Linked DNA regions of Homo sapiens: all the other regions are linked to region 2. Evidence: chromatin contacts called from ENCODE Hi-C or POLR2A ChIA-PET data. All regions are on one chromosome and are shown on one strand. Each heading gives the region's core, a stretch centred on a gene start or an enhancer-like site at or near the end of the contact. The rest is flanking DNA. Distances are from core to core; before and after follow the strand shown. Region 1 overlaps TLL2 (tolloid like 2). Region 2 overlaps PIK3AP1 (phosphoinositide-3-kinase adaptor protein 1). Region 3 overlaps TLL2 (tolloid like 2).

Evidence for each region. A loop is a pair of places that touch in the nucleus more often than their neighbours do. ChIA-PET counts read pairs that join two places held with the same protein, here RNA polymerase II (POLR2A). Pooled maps may share reads with other maps.
Region 1: a map of B cell shows a loop between it and region 2 (5-fold over the local background). The contact joins two enhancer-like sites. A Hi-C loop is called at or near these places in 4 of 168 maps with a recorded cell type or tissue (B cell, GM12878, cardiac septum and 1 more), 21 of 37 single-sample maps with no recorded cell type and 13 of 50 pooled maps. POLR2A ChIA-PET finds 5 or more read pairs at or near these places in 1 of 52 experiments (AG04449).
Region 3: a loop to region 2 is called in a map with no recorded cell type, with 3 times the contacts of the local background. The contact joins two enhancer-like sites. A Hi-C loop is called at or near these places in 5 of 37 single-sample maps with no recorded cell type and 8 of 50 pooled maps. POLR2A ChIA-PET finds 5 or more read pairs at or near these places in 3 of 52 experiments (A549, AG04449 and activated B cell).

Annotation. Positions count from the first base shown.
Region 1 is chr10:96,396,307-96,399,994 of GRCh38, reverse strand. TLL2 (tolloid like 2) reads left to right here. Exons shown (of 21, transcript NM_012465.4): 11 at 2,693-2,809. Among named protein-coding and RNA genes, the nearest start is that of OPALIN, 39 kb to the right of the region's middle. RefSeq lists an enhancer at 2,353-2,881. Within about 2 kb of position 1,939, at least 3 of the 41 ENCODE cell types and tissues checked have a DNase peak (open chromatin) inside an H3K27ac peak, as active enhancers do.
Region 2 is chr10:96,616,724-96,620,461 of GRCh38, reverse strand. It overlaps PIK3AP1 (phosphoinositide-3-kinase adaptor protein 1), which reads left to right. Exons shown (of 17, transcript NM_152309.3): 12 at 1-110. It also overlaps the pseudogene RNA5SP324. Among named protein-coding and RNA genes, the nearest start is that of TM9SF3, 32 kb to the right of the region's middle. Within about 2 kb of position 1,686, at least 9 of the 41 ENCODE cell types and tissues checked have a DNase peak (open chromatin) inside an H3K27ac peak, as active enhancers do.
Region 3 is chr10:96,377,115-96,381,234 of GRCh38, reverse strand. It overlaps TLL2 (tolloid like 2), which reads left to right. Exons shown (of 21, transcript NM_012465.4): 17 at 2,143-2,268. Among named protein-coding and RNA genes, the nearest start is that of OPALIN, 20 kb to the right of the region's middle. RefSeq lists an enhancer at 1,780-2,289. Within about 2 kb of position 2,294, at least 3 of the 41 ENCODE cell types and tissues checked have a DNase peak (open chromatin) inside an H3K27ac peak, as active enhancers do.

The sequences.
Region 1 (3,688 bases), core at 690-3,189, 220 kb after region 2:
TTTGTTCTACGAAGTCTAGTTTTGCCAAGGCAGTAAAATATACCTCAGGCTGCAATTCCTGCCTCCTGCCGAGTACTCAGCAGAGACAGGCTGTCTAATGGCCCTTGGGTGGTGCGTGGTTCATCTCATCTGCTTAGGTCCTTAGGAGACGAGGCAGTGAAAGTCTCCCTCTCTTTTGGAAACAAGCCTCAGTGGCTGTGACAGCTGGGTTTTAAAAGGAGAAACTTGGATTTGAAACTTGGGCTAGGCTAAGAAGGAATTCCTTTTGTGAACCGGCACTGTCTAATTGCTCCGTGTCCTCATTGGTAAGCAGTACTTCCCCAGGCTTGCCTGTCATTTTCCAAAAATCACTTGACACTAATTGGCCGTGCCAGAGAAACCATTACTGAAAATTTAAAGGCTTCTGGTGGATTTTTTCTTGCCAAATTCTTGGCAGGAGTTTCATCTCATCTCACTTAATATTAATCTCCCCAATTCCAAAAGGCTACAGGTGGTCAGAATTGGAAGGAAGCAGAGGAGATTAACAGCCTTTACCCCCATGTTTCCCCAAACCATGTACAACACAGCTGGCCCTTAGGAGATGCCTACAGTGGCCTTTACTCCTCCCCTAACCTCACCTGCTCATAGCCTCACGTGGTTTGTCCACTGCCTAACATAGCACTGGCAGTAAGAGTACCCGTGACATATCTGTGAATTGGACTTTAAAAAAATATTCAGATATAATTTCTGGACCATACAATTCACCATTTAAAGTATACCAGTCAATGGTTTTTAGCATGCTCAGAGTTGTGTCACCACAATCAATTTTAGAATATTTTCATCACAGCCAGGCGCGGTGGCTCATGCCTGTAAACCCAGCACTTTGGGAAGCTGAGGCGGGCAGATCATGAGGTCAGGAGATTGAGACCATCCTGGCTAACACGGTGAAACCCCATCTCTACTAAAAATATAAAAAATTAGCTGGGCATGGTGGCACGTGCCTGTAGTCCCAGCTACTTGGGAGGGTGAGGCAGGAGAATCCCTTGAACCTGGGAGGCAGAGGCTGCAGTGAGCTGAGATCACGCCATTGTGTTCCAGCCTGGGTGACAGAGCAAGACTCTGTCTCAAAAAAAAAAAAAAAAAAAAAGAATATTTTCATCACTCCAAAAGAAGACCCATATTCATTAGCAGCCACTTCCCATTCCCCATTGCCCCCCAAAGCTAAATACATTCTCCAAGTGACTCATGCAATAGGTGCTTGGTAGAACCATGGTCTTCCAGTCCAAATAGACCGTGGCTGGCCTGTGTTCTGAACCATTCAGTAAAGATGAACCCATCTCCCACCTCGCCCTGGGCTGCCATCCTGACGTGGCAGTAGGGATTAGATGGCCAAGAATGACCAGGTACTGGGAAGACCAGGCCTCTGTGGAGGCTCCAGATTTCAGACCATGCACCCAAGTGTCTAAGAAAATACAAATGTATTAATTTTTTTTCTCGATAACAAAAGTTTGTCTATGATGATCCCCCTTTCCATCAGGTAGTAGGGACTTGATTTTGGTCAATTTGTGTTTTCAGTTTTGGTCAATTTGTATGTCCTGGTTGGGGGCATAGTTTATGCCAAGGCATGGTGGTGGCGGGGGGCATCTATCCTGCCACCCTGACTGGCATTGCTGGGATGTTCTCATCCCTAACCAATGAGTCCTCTATCCAGATACAGGCTACTGGGCTTCCTCCTTTTATCAACCCTAGGCCAGTTCAGAATGGTGCAGGTCTACATTCCCCTAGAAGCTTGGGAGACATTCTATGGCTCCCCTAATCCTCTCAGCTGTGGGAAAGTCACTTCCATCCCCCTCTTGGGCCTGGAATCATGTTGCTGCCATCCTGCCACACTTTGCCTGAAGAGCTCTGCATGCCTGTCTCAGGGCCAAATGTCTGGACAATCACATAGACACTTCTATGCTGACCTTGGCGGGTGGGCACAACAGGGGAATCCAGGGTCTTGCTGCCACTCTGGACTCTGCCCAAGGACTGAGGACACAGTTTTCTGCTTCTCTTAGATTCTTAAACCTACCTGGGATCTCTTTCTCAAGGTGAGATGGGGAATGGGTCCTTTTAGGGGCTCCCTGCTGCTCTCCCGCTAGTCCTGTCACTCCTCCATCCTAGGAACCCTCCTACGGCTACCAGGATGGGGAAAATATGGTGCATCCTTCCAAATCTTTGCTATTGCAACTAGGCTTGTGAAATGTAAACGCCAAGATGGTTTTATTTCTTTGCTGTGTTTTCCCTGGCATCCCTTCCCAAGTCAAGGAAAGCAGATGTCTAATGCCCCCAAAAGGGAAGGGTATACATGCAACAGGAAACACCAGGAAAGGAAATCTGCTCTATTCTCTCACCATTCTTCCCCTGCCTCACCTTCAGAGCCTCAGCAACACCCCTCGGCAGGGGAGAGGCTGCCTGGGCTCTTCTCTGGATACTTTGATGGGAATTTGGAATTCTCCTGAAGTCAGCCTGAAAAAGAATTAAGTCACACATTATTGTGTGACTCTTCCAATCCCATCTTTTGATCCTGTGTGTGCTACAGGATAAGTTGTCCCAGCCAGGGTTATTGCTCACTTCAAACCACGTGTGAAGAACCTCAGCTTCCTCCTAGCCTGAAGCCAGTGCCTTCTTGCTGTCCCCAGGGCTCCTAACTGCTTCTTTTTCCACTTTCCAGGCAGGTTTTGTGGCGATAAGATCCCGGAGCCCCTCGTCTCCACGGACAGCCGGCTCTGGGTGGAGTTCCGCAGCAGCAGCAACATCTTGGGCAAGGGCTTCTTTGCAGCGTACGAAGGTTTGTGCGAGGTGAAAGCAGCTGCTCGGTGGCCCCTCATAAGCTCTGTCCTTCCCAGGCAGCCCACTGTCCCTCTCCCAGCCCAGACACTCCAGGCCAGAGCCACAGGGGTGGGGGCAGCCACCACAGGGGGCAAGCTGAGGATTCCACAGCCCCTCCTGCAACATTCTGGAAGCAGAGGCCAGCTGTGCCCACTTCAGAAGTAGTGCCATCCTTCTGACGCCATCCCACTCAACCCTCATTCCAGGCCAGCTGAGGAGTCGGCTTCCCCCATACAGGACGGTATTGGGGGGATCTAGAACCCTGTGGAAATGATAGCAGCCTCTGAATTGCTGTGTGAGCCTAAGCAAAGAATCTGACCTCTCTAGGCCTCTGTTTGTTTCCTTTGTGAAAAGAAGACTTTGGGCAACATCAAGGAATTTCCAACTGCGTTTCTTAGAAGGGCCTCTGAGGCTACCCTGGTGGCTGAGTAGAGGGAACCAATAGGTCTGGGCTCTAGGCAGCTGCCACCAGGTGATGGTGCTTCTATTTCTTCTATGTCTTGAGCTTCTCTGGCTCATTCCCCACCCCACCGTACCCTCTACCAAAAAAAAAAAAAAAAAAAGAAAGGGGAAAACTACCAGAAAATTACCAAGGGTCCTTTGGCCTTACATTACCAAGGGTCCTTCGGCCTTAAATTATTACAATTTTAGAGAGGCCAAAGTTTTGTCTTTGTAAAATAAGTAATGTGCATGTGTGCGCATGTGTGCACGTGTGCGCGCACGGGTCCTTTCCTACCAGCGGTCCTGTACTCTCTACCTTGAATCACCTGGGGAACTTCACGGCTACGCAGCGCTCCCCAACACCCACTGGAATCAGAACCTCTGGGGAGTGTGGCCC
Region 2 (3,738 bases), core at 437-2,936:
TCCAGGAGCAGGTGAAGCTGGGCATTGTCAACGTGGATGAGGCTGTGCTCCACTTCAAAGAGTGGCAGCTCAACCAGAAGAAACGATCGGAGTCCTTTCGTTTCCAGCAGGTAACTAGCTTCGTATGGAATTTGTTTCATGTCTATTTCCCCACTTGACAGTAGAGGAGGGCTGGGCCATGGCTGTCTTGTGTATTGCTGTACCTGGACACCTGTGGCTGTGCCTGCGAATGTTTGAGTTTCATTGTGAACCAGTGAGTGTGTATGAGTGTCACCTCGGTCTGTAACCACATGGCTCCCTGGCTGAGAGCTGGGTAGCTTTTCCAGGTACCATGAGGCTTGAGATCAGGAACAAAGACTCAACTACAAACACTAACTCTGCTGCTGTGTCTCTCTGCATTTGGCTCCCTGCTTCTGCTTTCCAGCTTTTTTCTTTTCAGAGTCTCTCTCTCTCTATTCCTACTGCCAAATACCCTCATAACTATCACACTTTATGACTCAAAGAGAACTTGGAAAACTCCCAAGAAATATGATTAAATGAACAAAACAAGTTGCAGATACAAAACCACCCAAATTAAAACAACTCAGACACGTCCACACACAAACTCTGTATTTCTATGGACATGTATATAAATGCAAGGACAAAGATCTGGAAACGGCCACTTCGGGCCCATTCCAGGGGCCACCTCTCAGGAGAAGACTGGGATTGGAGGACTGGGGTGTCAGAGGAGACTCTTGCTCTACCTGTATAGTTTGAAGCTTTTATGAGAATATATAACTCCATACCTGTATCATAAGTGTACATGATGTATAATTAAAAACAAAAAAAGAACTCAAACTTAACCTTAGGAAGCTCATTCTTAGTCCACCAATGCCTTTGTATTAAAAAGGAGGAAATGGGGCTCAGGAGGTTAAGGGACACGTCCAAGGCATCTTTCCTAGTGAGGGGCCGAGTCAGGACTGGAACTATTGCTTTCTCTCTCCACCTCCCCAGGCTGCTTCCTTCAAAGTACTAGCCAGGCCCGACCCTGCTTACCCTCAGAGATCAGATGGGATTGGGCGCGTTCAGGGTGTTATGGCTATAGACCCTGGTGGTGTGTATTCTAATCTCTGTTCTTACGCTATCTGACATACCAGCTGTCAAGGCGGGGAGTAAGCAGCACCCGTCCAGGGCTGAGATAGGAGCCTGTCTTCTGGGACAGGATTAGTGGTGAAGAGTGGGGAAGCATGTCATCAGGCCGCATTTGCTGACCTCCGACAGTGCTATGTTAGGCATTGTGCTCAGCGTTAAATAGACCTGATCTCTTTCACTCCTCATACACGCATATGAAATAAGTATTACTCCTCCTGTTCTACAGAAAACTGAGGCTCAGAGAGGCGAAGAGGCAGTCAAGGTTCAAACCTCCCCTTTCTCACCCCAGAGCCTGTGCTCCCTTCACTATGCCTTCTGCCTTTTTAGTGCTCCTTAAGACAGGGGCACCTGCTCTGCCAGCTGCCTCCCTCCCTTTTGGGGCCTGAAGGGTGGGAGGGCACTCTGGAGAGCTGAATGCAGGAATCACGGGTGCTTTTCACTCAGGAGCCCCTGGGAGGCTGCAGTCCTGCTGAGAAAAGGCTGGCCCTGGCTAAACAATGTTTTTTTGCTCCTTGCCAAGTTGTGCAACCACGTGGCACAGTAGTTAAGAACAGCCAGGGCTCTAGAGCTGGCAGCCTGAATTTACATCTTTATTCTGCTATTTGATGACCTTGACCTTGCTGTGCCTCATATGAAAGGGGAGGACTAGGTGATATAAGCTACTGTAAGCAGCATAACTGGTACGTAGTAAATACATAATAAATGTTAGCTCTCTTTCTTTTTTTCTTTTTTTTTTTTTTTACATTTTCTTGTAGTGTAAGGTAATTGCTAATATGAGGTATAATCTGTAAGCAATTAATACAAATATAAATAGGTATAAGCCACCACTAACTCAGTCTGCTGGAAAGCTTCTCAGCTAAAGTAGTTTGAGGATAAGGTTAAGGGAAATGAGAAGGGGTGGACAGGGCAGGTTTCCAGTGGGAACATAATTTACGTGTCTTATCATTACCATCATCCTGTATGTACCAGTCCATTGTTGCAGAAAGGTAAATCCTTTCCAAGTATGGTTTTTTTGTTATCGTTGTTGTTGTTATACTTTAAGTTCTAGGGTACATGTGCACAACGTGCAGGTTTTTTACATAGGTATACATGTGCCATGTCTTTCTGTGTTTCTATCCAAGAGACCTCTTCCCTTCCCATGAGCTGGTCCAGAACTCTTGGGCATAGCAGACGACGGGTTTATATTTAATACGGCAGAATCCCAGCTCATGGGGGCTCACATTGTTTGGTTCCCTGAGAGCCTCTAGCCACTTCCTGAGCATCTCCCCTTCAGGGGCTGGTGGTGTGGAGACATTCCTGGGTGGAGGCCTCATCTTCCTTTTCCTCTGCCTCTCTGTCCACTCCTCTGTCTCCTTCACGTCACCCTCTCACAATGGACATTGAAGCTTTCCTTCAGCTCCTTCTCTGTGCAGTCTGTGTCTCCAGTTCCATGTTTCCAGCCCCAGTTGGCTTTGTCCCCCTGAGTGCCCCAGGCTCACAGCATGTCTAACAACAAACCATCCCTCAAGGCCGCTTTCCTTTCCCAACAGCCTCTCTGTGCTCATCACAGAGGAGAGGGAGATCAGACCTCAGAGTCTCTTTGGCCTTCTCCCGTGCTTCCGCTCACCCAGTCAGCGGTGTGTCCTGCTTGGTCCTGCTCTGCGGCATTTGTCCTCTTGCATCTGCTCCTGTCTCTCCATTCCCCCAGCCACATCCCCATGTCAGCTTCTGTTGCCTGCATCTGGCATACTCCATAGTCTCCAGGAAGGTCTGCTGGCCTCTGTTCCTTCTTCTCTAGTTCACTAGAACCTTAAATCCATGACAAGCTCACAGTGTTCAGTGTTTCCCTGCTGTCTCCTGGACACAGGTGAGTCTCTTCAGCCTGCAGCTGCAGACCAACCCCCCTTTCCAGTTTGGCCTCCTGTGACTCCCCAACATGAACCTTCTGCTCCAGCCAGATTGTCTGGACATTTTCCCTAGAATGCTCAGGCACTTAACTTCGGCGTTATTGTTAATTGACTAAAATAGCAACAATCTTGACCCTTACATGTCTATTCAACATTTATTGAATGACTACAATGGGCCAGATGGCAGGATTATGGAAAGGTACACGACGTGGTCTCTTGACCTTGAAGAGCTCACAGTATCTCAAAGAGGCAAGGCACAAGAGTGTGCACACATGATGGAGCAGCATAGCCCAAGTGCTGGATGGTTGGCATATCTGGGGAGGCTTCAGGGAGAAAGTGGGCCTTGATCCAGACTCATGGAGAAGAACCAACATCCATGAAGGTCAGGGGAGTGATGTGAGAACACAGTCTCAGAGACAGGAATACCTGTGGAGTATTTGTGAGCTGGGCTAAGAGGCATACATGAGAGGGGTCATATAGAACAGAGCTGAGAACCAGAGGGGAGGAAAGACACTTTCTTGTGGAAGAGATGTCTTCTCTTCAGGCACAGATTCTGTGAGTATTTGGATTTCTCTGGGGGCTGACTGTGAATGCGCTGAGCCTCATTTGCATGTTGTAAATGTGACTGCAATGTGATATACCCTGCAAACAGCATACAATCTGAAAGAAACTCTCATGTCCAGAGGGTATCATCCTGTTGTACACTTAAAAAATAAACCAA
Region 3 (4,120 bases), core at 1,045-3,544, 240 kb after region 2:
GAGGGCCAGGCGGCTGGAGGACCAGGGCAGCAGGGCAGGGGGCAGGAGCCACCTCAGAGGAGGATGTAGCAGAGCCTCACAGGCAGGGCAGCTCCACATTTGCAATAGGAAACTAGAGCACAGGGAAGAGGATCAGAGCAGGGGTGAGGACCTGTGAGTCATCTGCAGAAGGACTTGGAGGAAGGAAGGGAGAGAGGTGGGTCAGTGCTGGGTGTTGGGCGGCTTCATCTCTTCTGCATTCTTTTTTTTTTTTTTTGGAGACAGAGTGTCGCTCTTGTTGCCCAGGCTGGAGTGCAATGGCGCAATCTCCGCTCACCGCAATCTCCGCCTCCTGGCTTCAAGCGATTCTCCTGCCTCAGCCTCCTGAGGAGCTGGGATTACAGGTGCTTGCCACCATGCCTGGCTAATTTGTGTCTCGAACTCCGGACCTCAGGTGATCCACCCGCCTCGGCCTCCCAAAGTGCTGGGATTACAGACATGAGCCACCACGCCTGGCCTCTCTTCTGCATTCTTTTTTTTTTTTTTTTTTTTTTTTTTTTTTTGAGATAGAGTCTCGCTCTGTCGCCCAGGCTGGAGTGCAGTGGTGCAATCTCCGCTCACTGCAAGCTCCGCCTCCTGGGTTCATGCCATTCTCCTGCCTCAGCCTCCCGAGTAGCTGGGACTACAGGCGCCCGCCACCACGCCCGGCTAATTATTATTATTATTATTTTTTGTATTTTTAGTAGAGACAGGGTTTCACCGTGTTAGCCAGGATGGTCTCAATCTCCTGATCTCGTGATCCGCCTGCCTTGGCCTCCCAAAGCAAAGGGTCTTTCTTACAAGGGCTCTTAGTTGTCCTGATAACATAAGCAGGTGAAATACATTGTTCAAGGAGACATTAACAATGGTGAACAAGAGCATATAGAGAGGGGAGGAAGACAGGGCTGACCCCTAAAGTCATTCTGGTGATGGCAGGGAAGCAGGGGAGGGAGGCTGATCTTTGGTAAATGCAGGAACAAGTTGGCTTAGGATAGGGCTGCATACAAGGACCACAAGTTTAACAAGGGCCAGCACTTGAGTTCTCACATAATAATTATACAGCTAACACTGTGGGCTGGATGCTGCTCTAATTAATTTACCCCTCCCAACAACCTGTGAAATGAGGATACCATTACTGTCTCCATTTTACAAGTGAGGCAACTGAGGCACAGAGGGCAGGAACTGCCCATGGCCACAAGGGCTGGAAGTGGTGCGGTAGGGCTGGCCCTCTGCTGTGTGTCCCCAACACTCAGCTGCTCCACGTGCAGAGGGCGGGGTGGAGTCGCGGCACTTGAGCCCAGGCCACAGAGGATGCTTGCTCACTGAGTGACCTTGATCACATTAGCCATTCTCAGCGTCAGTTTCCTTACTTGTTTTTGTTTTGTTTTGTTTTTGAGATGGAGTTTCACTCTTGTTGCCCAGGCTGGAGTGCACTGGCGCGATCTCTGCTCACTGCAACCTCTGCCTCCCAGGTTCAAGCAATTCTCCTGCCTCAGCCTCCCGCGTAGCTGGGATTACAGGCATGCACCACCACGCCTGGCTAATTTTTGTATTTTTAGTAGAGGCAGGGTTTCTCCATTTTGGCCAGGCTGGTCTCGAACTCCCAACCTCAGGTGATCCACCCACCTCGGCCTCCCAAAGTGCTGGGATTACAGGCATGAGCCACCATGCCTGGCCAGTTTCCTTACTTGTAAAGACTGACAGATAGACAGCTCCCTGCTAAGGTTGGATGAGAATTAACTTAGATAATGCATACAGTGTTTGGGGCAGTGCCTGTTGCATAGTAAACACTCAGTAAGTGGGAATTACTGTTATTATTGTTACTATTGTGATTAATACAAGCCTGTCCTTTAGGGAGCTCCTTGTTTTGAGCAGGGAGCAGGGGCAGAGAACATACATAAAGTACTTGGAGAATTCAACACATACCAGGGCCAAGTACATACCCAAGAAACCTGAGGTGAAGATGCTTCCCACTTCACTCCTCCAGTGAGGGAACAATCAGAGGGGGAAGGGGAGCAATCAGAGAGGCTTCCCAGAGGAGGCCACTTTTAAGTGGGATTCTGAGCCCTGAGGGACATTTGCAAGTTGGCGGTTCCTCTTAGAAGAGTTCATTGATCTCCCCAGATAAGGACGAGTGTGCCAAGGACAACGGCGGGTGTCAGCATGAGTGCGTCAACACCTTCGGGAGCTACCTGTGCAGGTGCAGAAACGGCTACTGGCTCCACGAGAATGGGCATGACTGCAAAGAGGGTGAGGCTGGACCTCCAGTTGTTGGGGGGGCGGGCTGCCCTTCGCCGCACCCCATGCCCCTGTGTGCATGTGCATGAGTAAGGAGGTGCGGCGAGGACCTCTTCCACCTTCTGAGCTGAGGCCCAGCAACTGCTGTCCTTGCGGGAGAGTTTTCCCCAGGGCATCTCGCTCCTTCAGGAGGCACCTGGGGGCCTCAGGTGCTCTAGGCTGTTATTTTTGTAAGTGATTAAGCCTGCAGGCTCTGGAATCCAATTACCTAGGTCTAAATCCTGGCTCTGCCGTTCCCTAGCTGTGTGACCTTGGGCAAGCTATTTAACCTCTCTGAGCCTCAGTTTTTTCTTTAGTTAAAAGGGTCTAAACATACCTCCTTCTTAAAGTTTTTGTGAGGATTAAAAGAATGCCTAGAAAGTATTTCAGACTCTCTGACACATGTTATGTCCTCAAATGTCAATAAAGATCAGCCATTTATGTCTTTGTCATATATTAATTACCATATGCAGGTCCCATTGGAAAATAGGATTTGGGGAAAGCTTTGCTCCATTCTCCATTACACTGTGGGGAATTCTTCAGGGCCAGGTGGCTTTTACTGTCCAGTCATCCTGGAAAAAGCCTTCCTTCTGTTCTTACCCTGCCCAGTGAAGGGATTTCGAACATTTATGACAAACACACAGGCTTCCAGGCCTTGGCTCCAGCCACGAAACCCTGCAAAGGAAGTCAAGGGTGGAGGAAGATGTGGAAGACACACACCCTGATCTCTGGAATAAACAGTCTGGATTTAGGAGATTTGGCTGGGTGCCGCAGAGTCTGGTCAGGATCTGCCTAGAATGTTAAAGGAGGCGCTGACACATCTTCAGGAGGAGGTGGCCACCCTCCAAGCCCAGCCCTAGGGCATGGTCACAGGTGGCGGAGGGGCTGGGTGGGAGGCTGCTGGAAGAACTGAGCTGGGAAGGAACAGTCAAGCCCCTGTGAGATGGGCCCGGGCCAGGACCAGGCTTGCCTCCTGCAGTGTGGGAGAGGACAGGAGTGACGTCAACTCTCCCAAGATCCCACCCCTGAATAGTGGCTGCATTCATGTGGGTTGACCCCAACAGCAGGGGGTGTCAGAGCAACATCTCAGGAGCTGAGCAAATGTCCCAGGAGCTGAGCCACTGCCCCTTTGAGCACCTGTTCTCTGCGTTGGCTGCAGAGCAGATGTAGCACTGAGCAGAGGCAAATCTCTTTGGAACATCCTCGAAGCTGTTTCCTCCCCTTCCTGCCCCCGGCCCTCCTCACCTGCCTCTCCAGCTTCTTCAGTGTGGAGCCTCCGTGTTTGTGATACAGTCCACCGTGCTTTCTAAGCAGTGGTAGACTGGCCTCAAAGCCAGGCAGGCCAAGTTCGAGTCCCAGCTCTGCCCCCTATCAGCAAGGCACTGACCCTCTCCAAACCTATTTTCTTATTTGGGAAGTGAGAAGGACTAAAAGAGAGGATGCATGGAAAATGCTGACCACAGTGCCCACCACAGAAGAGAAATGGCAGCTATTGGCCAAGATGCCAGGCATTGAACAAGTTGTGGGACCACTCTTGGCAAATAGCACTGTAACCAGGACAAACTTGGTAGACTCCAAATAAAGCCACTTTGAAAAACTAAAAGAAGCTTATGGATGGATGATGAAGGAGGCCTCTGTTAGCCAAGATGCACTGAGCACTTACCATGGGCTGGCATGCCCTAAGCCTTTCCCATGCATTATCTCATTCGATCACATATCACCCTGACTAGAGTGGCACCCTTTTACAAATAAGGACACCGAAGCTTACATAAGAGCCCCAAGTCCCACAGATTGTAGGTGGCAGAACCAGGACATGGGCCGAGGC